Regions from separate parts of the Homo sapiens genome. Here region 1 is linked to region 2. A link is an interaction called in ENCODE POLR2A ChIA-PET data of the cell type or tissue named here. Cell type or tissue: PC-9. All regions are shown on one strand. Links, peaks and the distances in the headings refer to the core of each region. The heading gives the core; the rest is flanking DNA.

Region 1 (5,713 bases), core at 190-5,189, 450 kb after region 2:
AGGGGGTGAAGGCTTCCACGCAGACCTGCCCTCGCTTCCCCCACTCTTTCTGGGGCTCCTTGTGTCCTACAGGGCAACTAGCACTGAGCACCTAACACGTGCCCGGCAGTGCCAGGGGCTTTTTAGGTGACAGCTGGTATTTACTGAGTGCACTCTCTGTTTCAGAAACCATTATGAACTCTCACTTCAAGAACTGGCCATGCTGTCCTGCAGACAGTGATGTTGAGAGGTTAAGTCTTATACCCAGGGTCACACAGTTGTGGTATCACTCATTCCTCATCACAGCCTGGAGGGCAGAGATTTTTTATTCCTGTTTTGCAAAGGGACAAACTGAGGCTCTGCAAGAGGAAGTAGCTTGTGTAGGGACAAAGGAGTCAAAGATGAGTAAGGAGTGCCCTGTTCTCAAGGATGAGCCCCCGAGGATGGCAAAGACAGATAGAGTGTGACATGTCCCCGATGAGTGGATGGATGGGTGGATGGACAAATGGATGGACAGATGGGTGGATGGGTGGGTGGATGGACAGATGGGGTAGATGGATGGATAGATGGGTGGATGGATGGACGGATGGGTGGATGGATGATGGACGGATGGGTGGATGGATGATGGACAGATGGGTGGATGGATGGATGGGTGGGTGGATGGGTGGATGGATGGATGAATTAAGGCTCATTTGCAATGAATTCAAATTTACAATGATATGCAGACAACGTATGATATGTGGATGGGTGAATGGATGGACAGATGGATGGATGGGTGGATGGATGGACAGATGGGTGGATGAGTGGATGGGTGGGTGGATAAATGGGTGGATGGATGGATGGATGGATGGATGGATGGATGGATGGATGGATGGAGTGATGGATGGGTGTATGTGCGGGTGAGGGAACAGATGGATGGATGGGTGGATGAGGGGATAAATGAATGGATGATAGGAAGGAAGATGATAGATGGATATGTGAATGGATTAATGAATCCATGGATGATTCATTGGAGAGGAAGGTGTGTGGATGTGTGAATATATGAATCAGTGGGTAGAGATAAAGCGGGTAAGCAGAGGCTACTTCCACCCACAAAAGACATTGTGAAAACTTCCCCTACTAGGAGGACAGGCCAGATAAACATTTGAATGGAGGCCTTAGTCTGTGTGGCACAAGGAACCGAGGCCAGTATGAAAAGTGACAGGGAAGTAATGTCCAAGGGAGAGTTTCCTTAGGTCAGTGGGGTTCCATGATGGAATGGGGAAGCTTAAAGAAAAAACAAGGAATGGGGAGCCTTGAAAGGTAGTGAGCTTCACATCATTGGGGGTGTTCAAGAAGAGGCTGGGCAGCCACTCCCGCTGCATGCTGTGGAGGAGCCCCTGTGGCAGGTGGAGGTCTGCTGTGGTGGCTTGTGAAGCCTCCTCTGATGACAGGGAGAAGAATTTGGGTTTCCGAGTCCCCCAGGGAGGCCACAGCCTTTGTAGAAACCTATCTTGTTTTTGGATTAAAAGTTCTTTCCTGGCTCAGGGGATGGAGAAGCCTGCAGCTGCTAATCCTTGATGTGGGAATCAGGCTGGAATCTGAGACAGATTTCCCATTCTGCACAGGCCGGGGGTGGGGCCTGGGGACAGAGCAAGGCTTTGGAGCCCTGGCCCCACCCTCCCTGTTTCTGCAGACAGGTGATGGCCCTCTCTGAGCCTCAGTTTCCCCCGGTGAAATGGAAGCTCTGCTGCCCACTATACATGATGCCCAGGGCCCTGCTGGGTGCCAGGTGCTGGGTGCACCTGCCCTTCTGGGGGACTTCCTGGGGGCTGTAGGTGGGGAAAAGTAGATCTGTGAGTGTTGACCTTGATCCGTGAGTCATTATCCCTGGGGGCCCTGCCTGGGAAGCCCCAGCTGCCTGGCCTGGGCTGGGCCTGGGAGCAGCTGGTGGAGACCAGGGTGGGGGCTCAAGCTGGGGCCTCAGTCTGGAAATGCCCCAGACCCAGCCTGGGCCCAGACCCCAAGGCCTTCAGCTGCTCAGAGGCTCCAGCCCTTCATCCCACCCCACTCCATCCCTACAGAGAGGAGCCAGCTTACACCCTGACTCCAGCGTGGGCTCTTAGAGCCAGACTGCCAAGGTTCAAATCCCACCTCCACCAATTCCTAGGTCTGTGACCTAGGGTAAGTGACTTCCTCTATCTGTGTCTCATGTAAACCAACACTAATCATAAAATCCACTTTCTAAGGGCATTGGGAGAACTGGATGAGTTAGTTCTTGGCCTGAGGAGGGCTTAGGCCAATTCCCAGAGCTCCACAAGCCCACAGTAGCCTGAGGTGAAACTAAGGCCGGAGGGGGCTGACCACGCCCAGCATCAAACAGCAAAGAAGTGGCCCAGCCAGAGCTGGAAACCGTCTCACTCACCAGCTGGAGACCCTTGGAGGGCCAACCACTGTCCAGAGGAGCAGCCCTGATTTTGTCTTTATTTTGCTTTGTGTCAACCCCAGGCTTTCTCTAGGAGTGAGGTGGCAGAGCAGCCCCTTCCTCCACCCTCATCTTGGCCAGCTGGTCGGTGGGCCGGGCTGCAGGCTTTGGGCTGCAGGGCGGGAGTTGGGTTTAAGCCTCTGGGGAAATGGGGAGGATGTGGGCCCGCCCTCGCCTCCCCGCCCGCCTCCCTCTCTCTGAGCTCGCCTCTCCCATCCCAGGCCAGCCTCTGGACGCAGGGCCAGCCCCTGGGCTCCGGCAGCTGAGCTTTTCCTCACCGGCGGACGCCCCTCACCCATCCCGCCCTGAGTGACTCACTGCTCCCCTGGCCTGCAGCCACTGCTGTCTCCTGGCAGGAGGCAGGCGCAAGGTTGTGCAGAAGCCACAGGGTCTAGTGTGTGAGGGCCGCTTGGCCAGGAGGGTCTGGAGCAGCTAGACAGGACCAGGGCACAGAGGCTGGCCGGTGGATAGTGGGGCCTGTGGCTCAGCCCTGCAGTGGCCTGTGGCAGCCAGTGCCTCCTCTTTTCCCTAACTTTGGGGGCTTTTCTTTCTTCTTCCTACCATGAAGAAGGAAGGGACCTGAAAATCCGTGAAGAGAGCCGTTCCCTGGCCAGGAGGAGACTCTGGGTGGTGGGGCAGTGGTGGTGGGCCCCTTGGCCACTCGCTCCTCCACCGAGCCAGGCATGAAGGGGTATGGCAGTGCCGTGTGGAGCCTTATGTGGAAGTACTGCATCTCTGTGAGGACACTCAGGTACCGGGACGCGTGCATGGCTGCTCTGCCTGGCTGTCGACTGTTGGGCCGGATGGTTTGCATGGCTGTACAGGGTCCAGGAAGGAGCTGGGATGGAGGGAGCTGGAGCAACTTTCAGTCTCTGGTGGAGCGGGAGGAGGAGAGTGGAACAATGACCAGGGGGTGTGCTGCGATTGGCTGGGATCCAGAGCACACGTTCGGCTGGGATCCAGAGCACACGTTCAGGAAAGGAACGCCAGGGGCAGGTGCAGCATGTGTTACATAACATGCTGGCACAGGGCACAGCTGTGTGACCCTGGCCCTGCCCCACAGCATCTCTGAGCCTGTTACCCACCAGCGAAATGGGGCTCACACGCGTCCCTTCAGCGCTTGGTGTAGTGATTCCTTCGTGTGACCGTAAACGTCAGTCACTGAGTGGCTGAGGGCTCAGCCCGGACTCAGACACCAGGCTGCCCAGGTTTAATGCTGGCTTTGGCATTGTTAGTGGTGTGAAGCGGCTTCACCTCTAGCCAAAGTTTCCCATCTGCAGATCCTTTTAGGATTGTTTTGAGGATTCAGTGAGGTAATACACACTAAGATCAGGGCCCGGTGCGGTGCCAGCATTCAGTCAGTGTTGGATACGATGACCCTTGCCGTTGAGCTTTCTCCCCAGCTGGACAGCTGTGGGGGGTGGTGGGGGTATCTGGAATGGCGCCTGCATGGTGAGAATGAAAGGGTGGAGCAGAGCTCCTTGGCCCCCTGGGGAGGGGACACCATCTGTGATCGCTGCGGCCTCTGCAGCTGCCAGAAGGAGGGAGACCAGGGCGCAGGAAGCCAGGTCCCTTGTGATCTCAGGCAAGGCTGGGGTCTCCCCATCTGTAAAGGGGAACTACACGGGGCCCGAATTTGTATATGGAAGGGCTTAGGGGCAGCCACCTATTTGGAAGATGTGTTTGTACTTGGATGCCGCCTAAGGGCATATTATTTTATTTAAAGGGGTGGATTTGCAACAGGTAAGGGATTGAAAGATTGTCCCTCTTTCTTTCTGCCCTCACTCTCTGGTGTATAAACTTTATAAGCATTCCTTCCTTCCTTCCTTTTTGCCTTCCTTCTATTTCTCCTTCTTTCCTTGTTTCTTTCCTTTCTTCCTTCCTTCCCAAAATACTTGTGACAGCTTACAGAAAATACCTGCAACAAAATAGTTAATAAAAAACATCAGAAGCCAGGCATGGTGGTGCATGTCTCTAGTCCCAGCTACTCGGAAGGCTGAGGCAGGAGGAATGCTTGAGCCCAGTTCAAGGGTAGTGTGTGATGATCATGCCTGTGAATAGCCACTGCACTCCAGCCTGAGCAACACAGTAAGACCTCATCTCTAAAAAAAAGAATCAGGAGTGGAAAAAGCACAATTTAGAATAGGATGTCATGAGCTAGGGTAGAAAAATAGAACAGAACAGAGATATACAGGGTCCTGAGGTTCTTCTGTTGGGGTAAAAATTGCCAAGTTTCCTGGCAGCCAAAGGGAAAGGGGAAACCCAGCCACACAGTTTACTCTCACTGTAATAAGAAACCATAATTACAGTGGCCATAGTTGTCTCTGCTGCTGGGTGAGAGTGCCTGGGGCCCTGGGCCTCAGCCTCAATGGCGGGTCTTGGGCCTGGGCAGGTTTGAGGGAGCAGGGCAGACAGTGAGGGCTAAAGTGTTCTCTTGGGATGAGGATGCCGGCTGGCTGTGGGAAAGGAGAGAGGCAGAGCTCAGCCCTGGAGTGAGTCAGCGGCTGCCTGCCCCTGCCCCTGCCCCTGCCCCAGACCCCGGGATAGACCTCCTGGGTGGGTGACTTGGGAGCTGGGCCAGGCAGCGGGTGAGTCCTGGACTTTGGTGAGCTCTCCGTGTGCTTTTCCTTGTGACCACAGCTGGATTTTCCTGAGTCCCCTTCTGTCCCAAGGTTTCCAGGTATTGGCACTTTGGAAACCTCAGGGCTTGTTGACAGAATGCAGAGGGCTCGGCACTGGGAGGCCCGCTGTGCCCTGTCCAAGGGTGATTCGCTCGCTCCCTCTTGGCTGCCGTTTGCCCACATGGTCTGTAGGAGAAGCAGCACCGCCTCACAGAGCCTGGCAGACTGGCCTCTCTGTGCCTCAGTCTCCTCATTGAATGGCACGGCCACCTGACGGGGCTGTGGGGCGGGGCCTTACGGGAGGCTTTGTGGCTGTCAAGTGGTGATAGACAGGTAGCTTCACAGGGGTGTCACGAGCACTGGCGGGTGGCCTCCTCACCACCAATGAGAGGAGAGTGGTGGGGTGGGTGTGGGCACCATAATTGGCACTGGGTTTGTCCCAAACCCACTCTTAGCACCCATAACTGCCAGGCGCCCCTGTGGTTAACTGGGGAGGATGGGCCTTGGGCTCCAAGAGAAGCACTCTGCCCTCCCGACCCCTACCCCATTCTGTTGAGAGCCCCTGAAAGGACTAAGGCCACGCCCCAACCAGCCAGCCAGCCAGGAGCAGGCCCTCTGCGGATCCCAGCCCCCTCGGCTGCCAGGGAAG
Region 2 (5,713 bases), core at 337-5,336:
ACTTCCCCTCAGGGAACTTGCTCTGTAGTTTGGGAAGCCACACAGATGATCCTCTGGTTGGGAGAATGAGGATCTGGGCAGCCTGGACCTGAAGCTGAGGCCAAAGAGAGTGGGATTGGTCTGAATAAGTGGGTTTTTAAATTTTTTTAATTTTTAAATTATTTTTTAAGAGACACAGCCTCACTATATTGCTAAGGCTGGTGTCTAACTCCTGGGCTCAAGCGATCCTCCCACCTTGGCCTTCCAAAGTGTTGGGATTACAGGCATGAGTCACAATGCCTGGCCAAGGGTTTTTAAAATTGTGTCCTGGTAGCTAAAGAGTTAAGTGGTCTGCGGAGGCCCTGGAGCTTGTGAACACCTTCAAACCACCATGAAAGCCTGGGCCAACCGGCCGCATTATCACGTGGGGAAGAAATAAGTGTTATGCACGCTGCTGTGTTTGGGGGCCTCTTTGTTGCAGTATCCTAGTGTGTCTGCTCACTAAGACACAGCACTGGGGACACAGCTGCACAGAGCAGATGAGTTCAGAAAGCCTTTGTCAAGCTAATAGTTTAGTGGGAGAGACAAGCCTTAACCTAGGAAGGAAAATTGTGATTACAAAATGTGGTAACTGCTGTGAAAGGCATAGGCTGAGACTGTGAGAGAGAGAATAATGGGGTCCCTGATTTGGACAGTGGTCAGGGAAGGCCCCTTTGAAGAAATACATTTTTTCACTTTTTAACCATATGTATTTTATTTTTAAATGGCATTTAATGAAACAAGACACTGACTTATTGAACATTGTATACTTAACTGTTTTTCCCCTTTCATGCAATATTGAAATATATTTCAACTTAAAACAAATAAGAAAGTCCCAAATATAACACTTCTTTTGAAAAATACAGGCACGGCTGGGCGCGGTGGCTCACGCCTGTAATCCCAGCACTTTGGGAGGCCAAGATGGGCGGATCACCTGAGGTCAGGAGGTCAAGACCAGCCTGGCCAACATGGCGAAATCCCATCTCTACTAAAAAGTACAAAAATTAGCCAGGTGTGGTGGCAGGTGCCTGTAATCCCAGCTACTCAGGAGGCCAAGGCAGGAGGAGCTTGAATCCAGGGGCGGAAGTTGCAGTGAGCTGAGATCACGCTACTGCGCTCCAGCCTGGGCAACAAGAGCAAGACTGTCACACAAAAAAAGAAAAATACAGGCACGCAAAGGATATTACAGAAATGCACCAAACATGAATTATTGGCACAGATACAATATTTCAAAACACTAACTAATATTAGATTGAGACATCCTATTACAACATTAAAACCATGCCCCTTTCAATTCAAGTGAGCACCTCTATTTCCATTCCAAGACCCTGTGATTTCATACACATTTAACACAACGGTAACAATAACAGTAATGCTAGCTAGTATTTGTTATGCCCTTAATGAGTGCCAAGCTCAGCTAAATATGTAAAACATGTTTTGTTTGTTTTATTGGTGAAGAGATGAGTTCTTAAACAACCAGAAGATACTGCAGGTTCAAAGTCCCGGAGGCCAGAAGGAGCTTGCATTCAAATAAGAAAATATATTTTCTCAAGGAAATATAAGTTGTATTTCTATGTAACTCTATGCACCAGGAGGGCCCCAGCAAGAAAGAGAGGTCTCACTCCACAGGGATTTCTGAAAAAAGTTTAATGAACAGGCCATTTACCTGAGATGTGGGTGAGGTTGAGGGGACCAACAGGAGATGGTGCAGCACCTGGGGTTGGCAACAGAGGGGAGGGAGCTCTCACCCCTAAACCTGAAGGGTCCAGGAGAGGGAGTGGTTTCCTGGAACCAGTGAGAATAGCTAGTTATGGGCCACGGGGAAGCCTGAGAGGAGGTTTGAGGCCACACAGTCACTGCCAAAACTAGGGGTACATGGGGAAAATACCCCAAATTAGCTCTTCTCCCAGCCTCTGATGCCCTGCTGGCACTTCCCATTGGCTGGATCGAACTGGAACCCCAAGATCAAGGAATCCTCTGTGATGGCATCCATGAGGGTCCACTTCGTCGGGGAGCACCGAGCAGGGTGGGAAACCCTGGTGAGTGGGTCTGCAGGTTGGGGGTAAGCAGAGAATGACCACTGATGTTCTGAGCAACCTTGGAGATTCCTCCAGCCTCGTGAGCCAGCTCTGTAACAGGAGTGAGCGGGCTTGAAAAATAACCCTGCCTCCTGTCCCCAGTACTGCCTGCAAAGGTCTTGTTGACCTGGGACACTCACATATCCTGTCAACATGGAAACCTGATACTCACTCTTGGCTATCTCTGCCTACCATCTATACCAAACTGGTGACCGGGTGATGGCCAAGGGGATGAGAAATCACTGCACTGCTAGAGCCCCTGTGAGAGGCCCCAGTCTTGGTCTCAACCAGATGAGTTGAGCAGGGCCTCTGGAGACCAGCTGGGATATCTGGACACCCTGGGTGGGTGAAATCATCACTCCCTGCTCTAGGCTCCTGGCAACAAGTCATTTGCTCCAACTACCAGGACTGGCCCCAAGGGAACTCATTAGTCCACACCATTGCCAATGACAAACCCAGCACACACACTCTGGGGTGTTACCTCAGCTGCACAGATGAAGGGAGACACAGCCCACAGCTACAGGCACACACCCACGGTGCCAGATTCAGATGCACACACAGGCACAGACAGAGATGCACCCTTATAGTGAGTGCTGCCACACCCAGCCCCATGCCTGGCTACCCCTGCCAATCTCCTAGTCTCCGTCTTCCTGATTGTCCCAGGATAAAGTTGGGACACCCCAAAACACTGAGTGTCTTCACTGCCGTGTCCCCTCCCCAGAAAGGGACGTTCCTGGAGCACAGATATGAAAGGAAGGCACAGATATAGATGTGAATCTAGATATACATATGCCAAGGACAGAGTCAGGGTTTGTCAGGCCTGATGTTCATACAATGAGGGAGGGACAGTTCTTTTTAAACAAAGGCCAGGTGTGGTGGCACATGCCTGTAATCCCAGCACTTTGGGAGGCCAAGGTGGGTGGATCACCCGAGGTCAGGAGTTCAAGACCAGCCTGGCCAACATGGTGAAACACCGTCTCTACTAAAAATACAAAAAAAATTTTAGCTGTGTTTGGTGGCAGCTGCCTGTAATCCCAGCTACTCAGGAGGCTGAGGCAGGAGAATCGCTTGAACCTGGGAGGCGGAGGTTGCAGTGAGCTGAGATCGCGCCATTGCACTCCAGCCTGGGTGACAAGAGCGAAACTCTGTCTCAAAAAAAAAGATTAAAACTGTGAATACAAAACTAGAGACCTGGGAAGGAGCCCAACTAAGAGAGGAGCCCCAGAGCTTAACAAGAAATCAGCTTCTGTCGCACGCAGGAAACAGAGAGATAACCCTACAAATACACGTGGGAGCACAAACACAGGCACCCCAGGCTCTTCAAGCCACACACTAACACGCACAGACACCGGCATGCATGCGCACACATGCTCCGCGCCTCAGGCGCTCTCAGGGCAGTCTAGGGAGGCCTCTGTGCACCAACCTTCAGAGAGGCCCCTGCAGCCCTGGCTTAGATCTTAGGCTTCCCCCAGCTGCTTCTACAGCCACAGGCATCTTCTGAGACCCTGCATTTTGTTGTTACAGAGGAGCCAACCCTGCTCCCCACTCCAGCTTTCTCACCCTTCACCTCCGGCCCCAGGACAAGATGAGCAGGAGGAGGGGGAGCTGCCCAACACTCACTAAGGAGTCAGCCTCTGGACCTCAGAGCCAGCAACACCCCCCTGCACTCACACCCCTACCTCATCCTGCTGCCTTCTCCTGAGGAGGGGAAACTGAGGCCCAGAGAGGGAGGGCATGAGCTTTAATTTGAGTCCTCTGGGACGACAGCAGTACCTCATCACATGCACACAGAGAACCAACACACATTTTTCTGGACCGCAGGATATTTTAAAAGGTTTTCTTTTTTAATACAGAAAAGCATAAAGATGAAAATGGCCCGTAATGCTGCCACACAGATAATCCCAGTGGTATTTTTAAAATAAAGTTAACGAATGCCCACGTTTGCAAAATTCAAACCATACCAAAGGATTATAAAATGAAAACTAAAACTTTTTCCATCACAGTCGCTCTCCCCAGAAACGATGTCTCTTTGTTTCCTTCCTGAAGACATTGGCATGCCAGCATTTTTTACCTATAAAAAGAAAATCACTCTGCCCACTGTTTTGGACCTTGCCATTTTTTTCACCTAAAACACATCTCGGCAGATCTTTTCACATCCACGCTGCTAATCCGCCTCCTTCTTTCTAACGGCTGTGCTGTACCCTGTTGTACGATTGTGTTTTCCGTGGGTGTGTATTTACCGTATTTCCAGTTTCTTTGCTCTTACAATGTGCCAGCAGATCCCCGAGGTACCTGAATATACTGCAAATATTTCCACAGGGCTAGGCACGAGCAGAGGCGCCGGGTCAAAGAGTATGTGCATTTTTAATTCTTGGAGGGGCTCTTGGCTCACGTCTGTAACCCCAGCACTTTAGGAGGCAGAGGCAGGTAGATCACATGAGATCAGGAGTTCAAAACCAGTCTGGCCAACACGGTGAAACCCCACCTCTACTAAAAATGCAAAAATTAGCCAGGCATGATGGCCTGCGCCTGTAGTCCCAGCTACTTGGGAGGCTGAGGCAGGAGAATTGCTTGAACCCAGGAGGCGGAGGTTGCAGTGAGCCAAGATCGCGCCATTGCACTCCAGCCTGGGCGACAAGAGCAAAACTCCGTCTAAAATAAATAAATAAATAAAAATTCTAGTAGAGATTGCCAAAATGCTCTTCAAAAAGATGGCATTCATTCACACTTTTAGCAACAATTATGAATTTGTGTCCCTAGACTTTTAATCAATTTTGCCAATCTAAGGTGTGAAAAGTCCCATCTCAGTGTTTTTAACAGGTTTATTGTGATATGATTCACATACTATACAATTCACCATTCAATGGTTTTTAGTATAGAGTTGTGCAACTATCACCATCAATTTTAGAACATTTCGATTGCCCCCAAAGGAAACCCTATACCTTTTAGCAGTCATTACCCATTTCCTCCCTCCCGGCATCCACTGGAAGCCATTAATCCACATTTTGGATCTATAGATGTGCCTATTCTGGACGTTTCGCATAAATGCAATTGTATAATATGTGGCCTTTTCTGGGAGCAAAGGGGCACAGGAGCTGCTGTGGTTGGAGCGCCCGGTGCCTGGAGCCTTGGTGGTTCACACACTGCTATGCGATTGGGCACAGAAGGCCCACAGAGCAGAACTTGATGTCTAGCTCTCCACCCCCATTCAACCTTCCTGGTCAAATGCCTGCCCAAGCTTGCCTGCTGTGAGGGAGGAATGGGGCTGACTTTATGTCCTGTGTCATCTTCCCTAACCTCAGCTGGGTCCCAGCAGGGTGACTGGGCACTGCTTCCTGGTCCTGCAGGGTTAGCATGACTTTAAGGGGTTTTTTCCCCCTTCTTTTTATTATGGAAAATTCCAAACATATGCAAATGTAGAGGGAAGAGTATAAGTGAGCCTTGTGTACCCATCATCTGGCCTCAGTATTGATCAGCTCAATAATGATCAGCTTGGCTGGGCGTGGTGGCTCACACCTGTAATCCCAGCACTTTGGGGGGCCAAGGCAGGTGGATCATTTGAGGTCAGGAGATCGCAACCAGCTTGGCCAAAATGGTGAGGCCCCGTCTCTATTAAA

Evidence for each region. Peaks named below come from ENCODE experiments on the same cell type or tissue, not always from the same donor. Only the 100,000 strongest peaks of a DNase experiment are listed, where the experiment ranks them.
Region 1: POLR2A ChIA-PET joins it to region 2 with 16 read pairs; 4 of 35 experiments call an interaction of 5 or more read pairs at or near these places.

What each region holds. Positions count from the first base shown.
Region 1 is chr3:13,019,514-13,025,226 of GRCh38, reverse strand. The region is part of intron 1 of IQSEC1 (IQ motif and Sec7 domain ArfGEF 1); the gene reads left to right. Among named protein-coding and RNA genes, the nearest start is that of IQSEC1, 51 kb to the left of the region's middle. RefSeq lists a silencer at 29-158 and enhancers at 1,781-1,880, 2,401-2,460, 3,361-3,440, 3,691-3,890, 5,577-5,713. In PC-9, for the core only: no CTCF peak of the experiment used is centred there; DNase peaks (open chromatin) are centred at 1,856, 2,286 and 2,726; H3K4me3 peaks cover 2,439 bases; H3K27ac peaks cover 2,856 bases.
Region 2 is chr3:13,472,849-13,478,561 of GRCh38, reverse strand. HDAC11-AS1 (HDAC11 antisense RNA 1) reads left to right here. Exons shown (of 2, transcript NR_046690.1): 2 at 1,477-1,575. Among named protein-coding and RNA genes, the nearest start is that of HDAC11-AS1, 4.3 kb to the left of the region's middle. In PC-9, for the core only: no CTCF peak of the experiment used is centred there; a DNase peak (open chromatin) is centred at 2,281.